Linked DNA regions of Homo sapiens: region 1 is linked to region 2. Evidence: chromatin contacts called from ENCODE Hi-C or POLR2A ChIA-PET data. All regions are on one chromosome and are shown on one strand. The core of a region is the stretch at or near the end of the contact, and the rest is flanking DNA. Distances in the headings are between cores, read along the strand shown. Region 1 has its middle 80 kb from the start of RUNX2-AS1. Region 2 has its middle 120 kb from the start of RUNX2-AS1.

The links. A loop is a pair of places that touch in the nucleus more often than their neighbours do. ChIA-PET counts read pairs that join two places held with the same protein, here RNA polymerase II (POLR2A). Pooled maps may share reads with other maps.
Region 1: a loop to region 2 is called in a map of mammary epithelial cell, with 2.6 times the contacts of the local background. The contact joins two enhancer-like sites. A Hi-C loop is called at or near these places in 4 of 168 maps with a recorded cell type or tissue (IMR-90, MCF 10A, endothelial cell of hepatic sinusoid and 1 more), 1 of 37 single-sample maps with no recorded cell type and 4 of 50 pooled maps. POLR2A ChIA-PET finds 5 or more read pairs at or near these places in 6 of 52 experiments (AG04449, AG04450, GM10248 and 3 more).

Annotation. Positions count from the first base shown.
Region 1 is chr6:45,653,327-45,660,314 of GRCh38, forward strand. No RefSeq gene overlaps it. Among named protein-coding and RNA genes, the nearest start is that of RUNX2-AS1, 80 kb to the left of the region's middle. RefSeq lists an enhancer at 2,370-3,569. Within about 2 kb of position 2,670, at least 2 of the 41 ENCODE cell types and tissues checked have a DNase peak (open chromatin) inside an H3K27ac peak, as active enhancers do; they include PC-3, where a contact is called at or near this core.
Region 2 is chr6:45,693,520-45,700,311 of GRCh38, forward strand. No RefSeq gene overlaps it. Among named protein-coding and RNA genes, the nearest start is that of RUNX2-AS1, 120 kb to the left of the region's middle. Within about 2 kb of position 4,257, at least 2 of the 41 ENCODE cell types and tissues checked have a DNase peak (open chromatin) inside an H3K27ac peak, as active enhancers do; they include PC-3, where a contact is called at or near this core.

The DNA of each region.
Region 1 (6,988 bases), core at 1,420-3,919, 42 kb before region 2:
GGTCAGAGCAAGGGGGACAGGAAGATGATGTGGTAGAGTGGAGGGTGGCACTTTTAACTAGGGTGGCCAGAAAAGCACACTTGAGAAGGTGACTTTGAGTGAAGGCTGACGGAGATGAGGGAGACAGCCTGCAGATATCTGAGGGAAGAGCATTTCAGGCAGCAGGAACAGCAAGTGTAAAGGCACTGAGGTGGGAATGTGCTTGGTGCCTTCAAGGAATAGTTGGAGTAGGGTGAGCAATAAAGGGATGAGGTGTCTGGAAGTTGGGTGAGGACCATGGAGCTCTTGACCCAAACACTTGCCAGTGTTGCCAGTGGGAATGAGTGACCTGAGCCAGAAGGTTGGCTGTGAAATGCTTGGAGGTTGCAACACTTTGCTTATAATGCAGATGAGTGTAAGAGTGGTTCTGAAAGTGTCAGGCTCTAGACTTTACTTTCTCCCAACCTGCATCCACACAGTCTCAACAAAGCCATTTTACTAGAATTTGACACCCTGATGACTAAAAAACCAGACATCTTTGAGGAGGCATTAATGTTTAGTTAGAGTCCAGGACTGGGTAAGTAATCCTCATCCTCAGGAGCCTCCGGGGTGCTTAACCCATACCTGATCTATCATGTTCTCCATAGCAATTTATTTTATCAGCTCTTCCCATTCCCATTTTATAAACATTTATGGTAATGCCATATATAGATCTTTCAAGTGCTTGGACAAAATTGTGAATTAAGGTGTCAAACTTCTCCTCCACCTTTTTATTGTGGTAAAGTATACACAACATGAAATTTACTATTTTAACCATTTTTAAGTACATAGTTCTGTGGCATTAAGTACATTCACACAGTTGGGCAACCATCACCAGAACTTCATCCTTCCCAACAGAAGCTCTGTATCCTTTAAGCACTAACTCCCCCTCATTTTGCTTTCTGTCTCTATCAATTTGACCACTCCAGGAACTTCATACAAAAGAAATCATACAATGTTTTGTGTACTGGCCTTTGTGACTGGCTTATTTCACTTGGCAGAGGTCTCCAAGTTTATCCATCTTGTAGCATATATCAAAATTTCCTTCCTTTTTAAAGCTGAACAATATTCCATTGTATGTTTGTGCCACATTTTGTTTATTCTTTCATTCATGGATAGGCACTTGGGTTGCTTCCACCTTTTGACTCTCGTGAATAATATTGTTATGAACATGGGTGTACAGGTATCTGCTCTCACTTCTTTCTCTTCCCTTCTTTAAAGGTAGTCTTTGAGCAGAAGCACCTCTTGGCTGCTTGAATCCATCTGGATGGCTGCCCTTCTCCCTTGTCTTGACTTGGCTTTATTATCAATTGATGATGAAGTCTGTTTCTGATGAGCTCAACCCTCAGCCACCAGAAAATTAGGCTCTGAATGATATATACAGAAATAAATGTGTGATGACTTTTCTAATGTCACTCCTTGGGAAATCACTAGCACTGCTAGAAACAGAGACTAGGGATTTCCCCAGGGCTGGGCCTTCTCATTCTCAGATGGTGGCCCCTTAGGGGTCAAAGCCACAGAAGATGGCCAGTATTCTGCCTGGGAGAGTCAGTGGGCACCTCCCAGCCAGGGCTCCTGGACATCTCTTCGGAGATCCTGGTCCATTGGCTGCAGCAGAGCCTGGATGAAGCCAAGGCCGTGGTTTCAGCTGCCCCTGGGCCAACCCTCCTGACTCAGTGGCTATAGACTGCATTGCTACTCTCAGGCAGCTGACCTAAACAGCACTTGGACTTGAACAAACAAAATGAAAATTGTAAAAGAAATTTATAATAGAAAAAAATCACATGTTTTCAAAATAGAGGATGCCCAAATATGAGAGAGAATGGAATGAACTGAACAAACATGGGTGTTGGAATCAGCCAGATATAGATCAAGACATGGGTCTTATCAGCCATGGGGTTTGTGCAAGCCATCCAAATTCTGTGAGCCTCAGCTTCCCCATTTACAAATGGATATAGGGTCATTAAATGAAAAAAAAATAAAAAACATGAAACTTGCTTTTATTGAGCAGACCTTATTGCATATTAGAATCACCTGGAGAACTTTTAAAACCTAGGATGTCTGGGTATGACTCCTAGAGATACTGATTTAATTGGTCAGGGGCACCGATAGTGTTTATAAAACTCCCCAGGTGATTTTAATGTGCAGTCAAGGTGGCATATAACTGGCCTAGAGTGTAGCAGACCCTCCTCAAATATTAGCTTTCCTCAGTCCTCCTCCCATGCCTGCAAAAACTCTAGAAAGCACATGCCCTCCCTCACATGGAATAGCCTTGGCATCAGCTGCCTTGGTTCATATCACAGCTCTGTGCCAGTGACCAGGGTTCCTAACATAGCCGAGCCTCAATTTCCTCAATGGTAAGATGGGATTGATGACAGAAACCACTTCTAGTTTTCTGTGAAGATTAGAAGAGATAACGCATGGCTTGGAGTTAGAGAGTACACAATAAATGTCAGCTCTTATTGTGAGCATGGTCAGTGTCAAGTCAAGAATCCCATCATTTCCACTGCAGCCAGCCCTTCTCACCCCCTCCCTCCCCAAACCCCAAAGCAGAGAAACCAACCCTCCTGTTCCCTGCAGAGGGCTGGTCAGTTCCAGCTCTCCTGCTGAGCCATGTTCCTAGGAGATGCCTGGTGAGAACTTGGGATCAGATTGAGTCAGAGGTATTTGTAGACTTGACTCACCAGGTCTTAAAACCAGAAGATTGCCCTGTGGGTCTCATGACATTCCTGGAAAATAAAAGAAGTGAATATTATTGGGCTGAGTTCATCAGACACTCAGCCCTCCCTTTTGTATGCCGGTGCTTCTGAAGAGAGCAGGCAGCAACTTAGCCAAGTCTGAACCATCAAAGGCAATGGCCTGGTTGCAGTGCAGGGAGATGTTGCTTCTCCTGAAGACAGGTCTGTTCCTCTTTCCATTCCTCTTCTCTTCCAGTCCCCCAAGGCTATCGACTTTCTCCTCCTTCCAGGTTCCTGGGAAAATGTTTCTGAGGGCTGCCTCTGGTGAGGTGTGTCAGAGCTGAGCTATTTTCGAGGGCTGGGTGTGGGCTGGGAAGGGGCCACCCATATTCCAAAGAATAAGAAAGGGAAAGTTCCCCTTCTGGAGCCAGGATTTCTGGAACCTTGCACTGAAGCCCCAGCCAGGTAGGGGACCCATTTCTCTGAGGCCTTCTTTCCCCACACTGCGTCACATCCCTAACAATAGTAAGTCCTGTTGTTTCCACATCCCAACTATCTCTAGAATCTACTTCTCTGTATCTCCAGAGCCACAACCCTAGCAAAAGCCACTGCCATTTTATAATTTCTCACCTGCAACTGCAACCTCCTGTTTCTACTGTTTCTATTCTCTCTACCCTTGTCTTCCCAACCTGCCACCGGCAGGCAGGTAAAATTTTCAAAATATAAAACTGATCATGACACATACACGCATATGCACATTTAAGCTTAATACTCTTTCAAAGCTTCACATTGCTCTTGGGATAAAGGCAAAACCTCTAACAAGTCTGACAAGGTCATGTAGATCAAGATTTGGTTTGGCTATGAGTGACAGAAAACCCAAGTTAATAGGGGTTTGAATAGATAAGGTTTTCTTTTCTATGTGAAGAGTCTGCATTTCAACCAGTGAGGATTGGCACAGCAACTCCTTAAAGTGATGGGGGACTCAGACTACTTGAGTTATCTGCTCTGTCATCCTTAGTATGCAGTTTTCACTTCACAATCCAAGAGGGCTGCTTGAGCTCCAGCCATTGCAACCAAATCTCAGCTCACAGGAAGGAGGAATTGCACACAGCACTTCTACTTGCATCCTTCTGTGCAGAATTTAGTCACATGGCTACAGGTAGCTGAAAGAGAGGCTGGAAAATGTAATAATATTTTTTTCCAAGTGGCCATAGCCCACCAAAAATGGAGGAAGAAGGGGAGAATAGATATTGAGTGATAACTGGCAGTGTAAATCATATAGTACTCCTCTCCTGAGCATCATTATACCTCATGCCTTCTTCCCTTGGCTCTCTCCACTCCAGACACACTGGCTTTCTCCAGATGTTCCACACATTTGCAATACTCCCTCCTGCCATAGGCCCTTGCTCATGCTTCAGTGTTCTCTCCTCCCTCCTACTTAATTACTAATCCTTCAGAACTCCACTCAAGCAGAGTTCCCTCAAAGAACCTTCCAGAGGTCAGATCCTCATATTTAGAAGGGATTTTTTATCCTCCTCTTGTATGTTTAGCTTATAACATGTAGATTCTGTCACTGTTGCAATCACACATTTGTTTTGTATGACTATTTTCTGCACATCATCTGTCCCATGATGAGGACAGAATTTAGGCTTGGTTTTGTGCACTATGGAGCATCCTGCCTGGCACACAGTAGGTGCTCAATAAGTATTTCTTGAATGAATCAATGAATAAATTTAGATATTACCTAAAATGTATTAAAGGGGGACCAAGAATTAGGCAAAGGGTTTTCCTGGGGCAAGTCATAGGGAGTGGCTGAGAGGGGTTGGGAGATGCATTCTAAATAGTCCATCCAAATCTAGTAGGCTTTAGGTGTGGCAGAGAAAGTGTTGACCTGGAACTCAGAAGACCTGTTTTCTGATCTCAGCTCAGCCATCAACAGCTGGGCCACTGCCTAGAGACAGAAATGGTCAGATGTTGGGTATATTTTGAAGGTAGAGTTGACAACAATTGCTGACAGATTGGATGTGGGAATTGAGGGAAAGAGAAGGGTCAAGGATTAGTCCTGGGTGTTTGGCTGAACACACAGAAGGCCATTTATGGAGAAGGGGAAGACAGTGAAAGGAATAGCTTTTAAGGAGAGGGTCTGAAACTCTTATTTGCAAATGAGCCACATGTTCCCATAGCCAGATGCACACTTCAACTCTTCCACAGAGGAAGCCTAAGCCCCAGGCTGGGGGGTGTCAGTGGTGGAGAATACTAAATGGATGTAAAAAAAGTTAACTGAACCCCACCCCATCCCCCCAGAAAATGCCCAAACAACTGGACTTTCAAGGTGCATAGTTACCAGCCAAGTTATTCAGCTTAACTCAGCAACAAGATTGAAGAGAAAGTGGTCAGAAGACCTTGATACTAGGCTTGGTAGGAAGCAGTCACTTTGGGCTCAAAAGTCAGTGATGAGGGAAGGCATATCCATGCATAGTCACTGCAGAAATCTTTGAAAATTAAGAAAATTACAATCCCAGTACATGCCTCACATGCCTAACATCACCATGTATTTTCTCCCAATCTTTATTGTACACATTTTCCTGTAAGCAGTGGCACTCATCTGAATAATGTGATTTGGCAATTTCCCTTTCTCACTAAACATTATCATACATGTTTCTAAGTTGCTTTCTAAACAGGCTGTACTGATCTACTCAACTAGAATCAGTATATTAGAATGCTTCTCTCCTGGCAATCTTGTTCACAATGAGCGTTAGCAAAAGAATACTTTGACAATTTTATAAGTGAGAAATAGTAATTCATTATTATTTTAATTTGCAGGTTTAAAAAAATTTCTAGAGAGCCTGAACACTTCTCAAATGCTTGTTAGTTACATTTTTTTTTCAAGTGACCTTTGCAAAGATATTTCTAGACGTGGAAGGAACCAGAATAACCAATATTTAGTTAAATCCCACTTCCTTCACCTCAAGAAGCAGCATCTCTCCCTTCAAAAACCAACCATATGTATGAGGGGGATGGGGGTGGCAAAGCAGAGAGAAAGAAGTGCTGTGGTAGAAAGTTTGCACTCAACTGCTGCGTGGCAATGGCTCACCGCCAGCCTCTAGTCCACCTTCTTGTGAATGAGGGTGAAAGCTTTATAAGCAAATCAGTGCTAACTATAGCTGGTGGATGTCTGCTGTGCAGCTCTTTTGGATTTCCGCCCTAATCTGATCTGCCATCTGGGTTTTGATATGCACAGAGAGGCAGTCTGTTTTGGTGAGATCTACACCCCGTGTGCTCTCCCACTGACTCTGTGGGAGGACAGAGAGTCCACAGCCCGATCTGCTCCTTCAGGTAGGGACTCTGCCTGGTTTGGCTGTGTCTTAGAATATAGTGTAGCACCTGGCACACAGTAGGTTCTTATACATATTTGTTCTGTGACTGAGTGATCAGGATCCTGAAGGGATAACTAGGAGAGAGGAGACGCTGTTCTCTCTGTTCTCACTTCTATTCTCAGCTGTGTCACTAAACAGTAAGTCACTTTCTCTCACTGGCCTCTACTTCCTCGTTTTAAGCAATTAATCCAAAACGGCAGCAAAGATTTCTTCTAACTCTGAAATTGTGTGAAAACTTTTAACCCATCTTTGCTTTAGTTTCTTCATCTATGAAATAGGCAGGATGAAAATGTCAATCTCCTATGAGGGTACCCGATAAAATACAGGATGCACAGTTAAATTTGAATATCAGATAAACAAGAAACACATTTTTTCAAAGTATAAATATGTACCCAATATTGCATAGGTTCGATAAATAACTGGAGTGCTGGATGACCAAACAACATGCAGCTGGATCTGTTTATTGCATTTAGAGTTGTGTTTCTAGACTATGATGATTACATGGTGTTCAATCAACAAGTATTTATTAAGAATCTACTATACTCCAGGCACTGTTGAGGCCCTGGTGATACAGCAGAGAATGAAATAAGCAATGTCCCTGTTTTCACTGGGCTTAAATTCTAGCTAACAAAAGGTTCACAAAATGTCATGTAGTCTTCATGCTCAGAAGGCTAGCAAAGCAGGCTAAGGGCCAGAGACCATGTGGAGGGCTGAGAAAGGGAGTTAAGGAGGCTGAGGAACCCAACTCTGTGCACCTGAAAGCCCCCAACCTCCACACAGACCTGTGTTTGTACAGCAAGACTGTGATATTATTTTGTAGCAATCCCCAAAGCTGCATAAAAATGTCATTGATTCAAAAAGCTCGTGCACCAAATTTGGGATAAAATGAGCAGTAGCTTGGATGGAAGAGACCTA
Region 2 (6,792 bases), core at 3,007-5,506:
CAAAAAAAGAGAAAGAGATTAAAATACATGGAGGATAAAATGGAAATATCCAGCAAATATCTAACTGGAATTCCAGAAGGAATAAACCGAGGCTGGTATTAAAAGAGACATTGTCTAGAAAAGAGGCATATAAGGTGCCCAATACGTTTGTTTCTATTTCTTATATTTATGTAACTCTGAAGTTCAAACACCGTTAACCACAAGAGGTCTGTGATCACCATAGACCTTCTACAATGTGGTATAGTCATGGCGTGTTATACATGGAAAGAATTTTATTTATTTATTTATTTACTTTTGAGACAGAGTCTCACTCTGTCACCCAGGCTGGAGTGCAGTGGCACCATCTCTGCTCACTGCAAGCTCCACCTCCCGGGTTCAAGCAATTCTCTGTACCTCAGCCTTTGAGTAGCTGGGGTTACAGGTGCCCATCACCACACCCAGCTAATTTTTTTTTTTTTTTGTATTTTTTAGTAGAGATAGGGTTTCGCCATGTTGGCCAGGCTGGTCCCGAACTTTTTTAAATTTTATTTTATTATTATTATACTTTAACTTTTAGGGTACATGTGCACAATGTGCAGGTTTGTTACATACGTATACATGTGCCATGTTGGTGTGCTGCAACCATTAACTCGTCATTTAGCATTAGGTATATCTCCTAATGCTATCCCTCCCCCCTCCCCCCACCCCACAACAGTCCCCGGAGTGTGATGTTCCCCTTCCTGTGTCCATGTGTTCTCATTGTTCAATCACCTATGAGTGAGAACATGCGGTGTTTGTTTTTTTGTCCTTGCGATAGTTTGTTGAGAATGATGGTTCCCAGTTTCATCCATGTCCCTATAAAGGACGTGAACTCTTCATTTTTTATGGCTGCATAGTATTCCATGGTGTATATGTGCCACATTTTCTTAATCCAGCCTATCGTTGTTGGACATTTGGGTTGGTTCCAAGTCTTTGCTGTTGTGAATAGTGCCGCAATAAACATACGTGTGCATGTGTGTTTATAGCAGCATGATTTATAATCCTTTGGGTATATACCCAGTAATGGGATGGCTGGGTCAAATGGTATTTCCAGTTCTAGATCCCTGAGGAATCGCCACACTGACTTCCACAATGCTTGAACTAGTTCACAGTCCCACCAACAGTGTAAAAGTGTTCCTATTTCTCCACATCCTCTCAAGCATCTGTTGTTTCCTGACTTTTTAATGATCGCCATTCTAACTGGTGTGAGATGGTATCTCATTGTGGTTTTTATTTGCATTTCTCTGCTGGCTAGTGATGATGAGCATTTTTTCATGTGTTTTTTGGCTGCATAAATGTCTTCTTTTGAGAAGTGTCTGTTCATATCCTTCACCCAGTTTTTGATGGGGTTGTTTGTTTTTTCTTTTACATTTGTTTGAGTTCATTGTAGATTCTGGATATTAGCCCTTTGTGAGATGAGTAGGTTGCAAAAATTTTCCCCCATTTTGTAGGTTGCCTGTGTTTATCTCAATAGATGCAGAAAAGGCCTTTGACAAAATTCAACAGCCCTTCATGCTAAAAACTCTCAATAAATTAGGTATTGATGGGACGTATCTCAAAATAGTAAGACCTATCTATGACAAACCCACAGCCAATATCATTCTGAATGGGCAAAAACTGGAAGCATTCCCTTTGAAAACTGGCACAAGACAGGGATGCCCTCTCTCACCACTCCTATTCAACATAGTGTTGGAAGTTCTGGCCAGGGCAATTAGACAGGAGAAGGAAATAAAGGGTATTCAATTAGGAAAAGAGGAAGTCAAATTGTCCCTGTTTGCAGATGACATGATTGTATATCTAGAAAACCCCATTGTCTCAGCCCAAAATCTCCTTAAGCTGAAAAGCAACTTCAGCAAAGTCTCAGGATACAAAATCAATGTACAAAAATCACAAGCATTCTTATACACCAATAACAGACAAACAGAGAGCCAAATCATGAGTGAACTCCATTCACAATTGCTTCAAAGAGAATAAAATACCTAGGAATCCAACTTACAAGGGATGTGAAGGACCTCTTCAAGGAGAACTACAAACCACTGCTCAAGGAAATAAAAGAGGATACAAACAAATGGAAGAACATTCCATGCTCATGGGTAGGAAGAATCAATATTGTGAAAATGGCCATACTGCCCAAGGTAATTTATAGATTCTATGCCATCCCCATCAAACTACCAATGACTTTCTTCACAGAATTGGAAAAAACTACTTTAAAGTTCATATGGCACCAAAAAAGAGCCCGCATCGCCAAGTCAATCCTAAGCCAAAAGAACAAAGCTGGAGGCATCACGCTACCTGACTTCAAACTATACTACAAGGCTACAGTAACCAAAACATCATGGTACTGGTACCAAAACAGAGATACAGATCAATGGAACAGAACAGAGCCCTCAGAAATAATGCCGTATATCTACAACCATCTGATCTTTGACAAACCTGAACAAACAAGTAATGGGAAAGGAGTCCCTATTTAATAAATGGTGCTGGGAAAACTGGCTAGCCATACGTAGAAAGCTGAAACTGGATCCCCTCCTTACACCTTATACAAAAATTAATTCAAGATGGATTAAAGACTTACATGTTAGACCTAAAACCATAAAAACCCTAGAAGAAAACCTAGGCAATAGCATTCAGGACATAGGCACGGGCAAGGACTTCATGTCTAAAACACCAAAAGCAATGGCAACAAAAGCCAAAATTGACAAATGGGATCTAATTAAACTAAAGAGCTTCTGCACAGCAAAAGAAACTACCATCAGAGTGGTCTCGAACTTCTGACCTCAGGTGATCCGCCCACCTCAGCTTCCCAAAGTGTTGGGATTACAGGCGTGAGCCACTACACCCAGCCAGAATTTTAAAGGTAACTTAATGATGTAACTAATGAATAAACCTGCATTTTCATCCTAGCTCTGGTGCTTATTAGGCAAGCATTTTGCTTAAACTCTCTATGCTCTAGTTTCTTCAACCATAAAATGGGAATAAAAACAATTAATCCCTAAAAAGGGTTTCTGTGAAGATCAAAAGAAAAATCCATTAAAAAAAAAAAAAAAAGAAAACAGCCAGTTCAGCTTGCAACTCAAACAATAATACAAGTACTTTTCCTTGAGACAACTGTCATAGTTTGGTAGGTGGCAAAAGACCTTTATGTATATTTTTCAGAGTATTAAAAGACATACTGCAAGTGTAAGAGAGAAAGGACATATACTGCAAGGGAAAAAGGACAAGTAATGGCTTCATGTTATTACGAAAATTCTTTTGATGTGTCTCAGAAACCTTCAGGGCTTGTACAGCATACTCTGAGAACTGCTGATACACACCATTTTGATGGTGATGAGTGTAGTGGAGAGAGATGTGGTGGGGAGAGGTATAGGGAGGGCATGGGGAGAGTTACAATTCAAATTGGGTGGTCAAGGAATGCTTCAGTGAGAAGGTGACATTTGATAGGTGACATTAAAGGAGGTGAGGAAGTGAGCCCTGTCATATTGTGGGGAACAGTGGCCAAAGAAGAAAGAACAGCAGGTGCAACAGCCCTAAGGTAGGAGCATGCTCAGTGTATTCAAGGAACAGCAAGTAGGCCAGGGCAGCTGGAAAAGTGGACATAGGGAGTAGTAGAAAATGGGGTCATGGGGGATATGAGAGCCAGACTGTGTGTAGGGTCCTGCAGGCCATTATAGAGGACTTAAGCTTTAATTTGAGTTAGCTGGAGAATGCTTGAAGAATTCTAAGTAGAAGAGTAACATGATTTGTTTCCATTGAAGAAGAGACTAAAGCTGAGTTGGAAGGTGTGGTCAAATTCTGTATTTGTAAGGTTTGAACATTTATTCTTGAATAATCCCTGACACACAGTAGGTCTTTAAAATAAGTATGTTAGGTGAAAGAATGTCCTTTACTCCTGTACCTGTCAAAACAGGGTTATGTTAGCCAGTTTTTGCTACAATAACAAACAGCCTCAATAACTCAATGGTTTAAAAGAATAAACATTTATCTCTTGCTTATATTGCTTGAAAGCTGTGTTGGCAGCAGCTCTGGTGGAGTGGAGAGAGGAGAATTAATATTTGGGAACAATAATACAATCTAAAAAGGACACTCTGAGGGTGAGATGAAGCCATAGTCAGTTAATTACAGCCCTACCTGAATTAACACACTTGACTAAATCTTTTGCTTATGGAGCCTGGCGGAGGCCGTCTTACAAGAAGCCTGCTGTCAGAATTGAGTCATCAGCTTGCGTGCATGAAGAACAAATGCTTAGTCCTCCTTCTGCAATGCATTCCAAAAGAACGACCACAAAACCATGGCCTTTTCACCCCAGGAGCACAGAGCTTATCTCCGGGTTGCTCAACCCTGACTACATGTGTTCTGTTTGGGGTCCATGAGTGGAGCCAGACATGGGGTTCTGGGAGAGGGTTTTGGTCACGGTAAGTCCTTAAACCACCAATATCAGAATCCCTTGGTAGGGATGGGGTCTTGCTAACCTCACAGATTCCTGGGCTCCACCCTAGGAATCTTTGGAGGTCAGGCCTGGGATTCTCTGGGTCTTTTATATTCTAAAGAGAAGGGACGTCTTAATAATATGAAGTTGGAAAATGAGCTATATCATGATAGCCTGCTCCTGGCTTCTCTTCCCTTGCCTCTGTTATCATCTGGGAGCAATTATGAATTGGATGCTGGAGCTGGTGTACTGTACCAGGACAGCCTGAGGATGATTGGAGAGGTGGGTAGGGCGATTTTAAAACCTGAGTGACTTTCTTAATTTGAAGTTACATCCATGACCTCACCAGGTCACCAGCAGCCCTGGCTATCTTCTCATTTTTATACCAGACTCATCTGGATTTGGCTGACTGTTAGGCCAATATTAAAAGGAAGCTAGGCTGGGTGTGGTGGCTCATGCCTGTAATCCCAGCTCTTTGGGAGGCCGAGGTGGGTGGATCACTTGAGGCCAGGCATTTGAGACCAGCCTGGCCAACATGGTGAAACCCTGTCTTTACTAAAAATACAAAAATTAGCCAGGCTTGGTGGCATGCACCTGTACTCTCAGCTACTCTGGAGACTGAGGCTGGAGAATCACTTGAACCCGGGAAGCAGAGCTTGCAGTGGGCTGAGATGGCGCCACTGCACTCCAGCCTGGGAGACAGTGTGAGACACTGTCAAAAAACAAACAAACAAAAAACAAACACAAAAAAAGGAAACTAGATAGTTAAATGTCATTCTTTCCCAACCTGGACCCTTTAACCTTGAACCTCAGCCTCTGGGTCTCAATGCATCCTGCTTTTGAGGAATGCTTCCTTAAAAATTTCTCAGCTACCAGGACAGCACAGGTGCCAGGTTCATTTTTGTTGGGTGATTTTGTGCCACCAGAGCTATTGCCCTTTAACCACTTCAAGTGATTAAAAATGGATCGTAGTCCTCCCTTGACCTTCGTTGGTGGAAGTTTCTTTTTTTCAGGACTCATCAAGTTCAAGCAGCTCAGGGACACCTCCACTGAGGCCCTCTTTATGGTCCACAGTGATTTATAGTAGCACTAGAACTTCTCACAAAAGACAAATTAGAACTTCTCACAAAGGACACCTTTTCACCGCTTTGTAGTGCTTCCTTTGAGAAAGAGACTTTTGACCCAGGGCTAAGATGTGGGAGGCAAGTTGTTCCCCTTAAGCCTTATTGGGTGGTAGCCTTTAGGATCACACCCATCTTGGCCTCATGTCCTCCTGAATGCTTCAAAATTGGTCTCTGCTTTTGACATGATTTCTCTTTCTTTGTTTCTCAATTTTGGTTTGTGTGAATTCGTTGTTCCCTGATCAAAGGAACACCATGGAAACACAGTGGGTTTCAGGGAGAGGGTGAGTTTTGAGTGTTTTGCCCATCCTGGGTTTAAGTCAGGTTTGCTTTTCTTTTTTAGAGGATCTCATCAACGGTTCCAAATACTTTAGATTTGGTGGCATTGTTATATTACTAAAATTCTAGTGAAGTCTTTGAGATTTATAATTAAAACAGATGAGACTCTCTATCCTCCAATAAAGAGGAAATAAGACCCTAGAGTCTTAGCAGAGGAAATTGTAGACAGTCTTAGTGAGGGAAATACTGAGAAAAAGAGTGAACATCTACATGGGAAATGGCTAACTTCCAAAGGTCATATAAGGCGAAGCATTTTTGATCAGTGGGATGTGAATTTTCATATTTTTATATGTGATGATTAAATGAGTACAATAAGGAACTAAGAAGTATACTGGTTGCTATTATGAGTTTTTTTCCCTGCCATGTGGCAGGGTTAGGATTAGGCCTGTTATCTGCAGTTTTAATCGCAGATAAACAGAAGGGCTTGTAAAGTTGTTCCTCAAAATGTGTTTCTGCCTGGAGGTTCCTTTGTCCAGAAGCAGTGATTATTAAACACTCACCTAGAGACTGTTAGCATTCCATTCATGCTCAACCCAGCATATTCCGAATCAGTAAGTCTGAGGTGGGTCCTGCTAATATAGACAGAAGGCAGGGAAATACTGGGCAGAAGAGGGCAGGTCTCTGGCAAAGGCCCCATGCTGAAGCCTGGAAATCTGCAGCCCTAAATGGGAACAGGCATTCCTGTTTTCATACCCAAATGTGGCCTTTTGGCCTGCCATGCCTGCCTTCCTATCCTGTACCCATATAAACCCCAGACCCCAGACTCCATGAGCAGCAGAGCAGCAGATTGGTGTAGCAGAGAAGGAGAGAAGAGAAGGAGTGTCTGAACATCAAGAGGAGCTTGGCTGGGGATGGTCAGAGAGGAGATTGGCCGCAGGACAGCCAAAC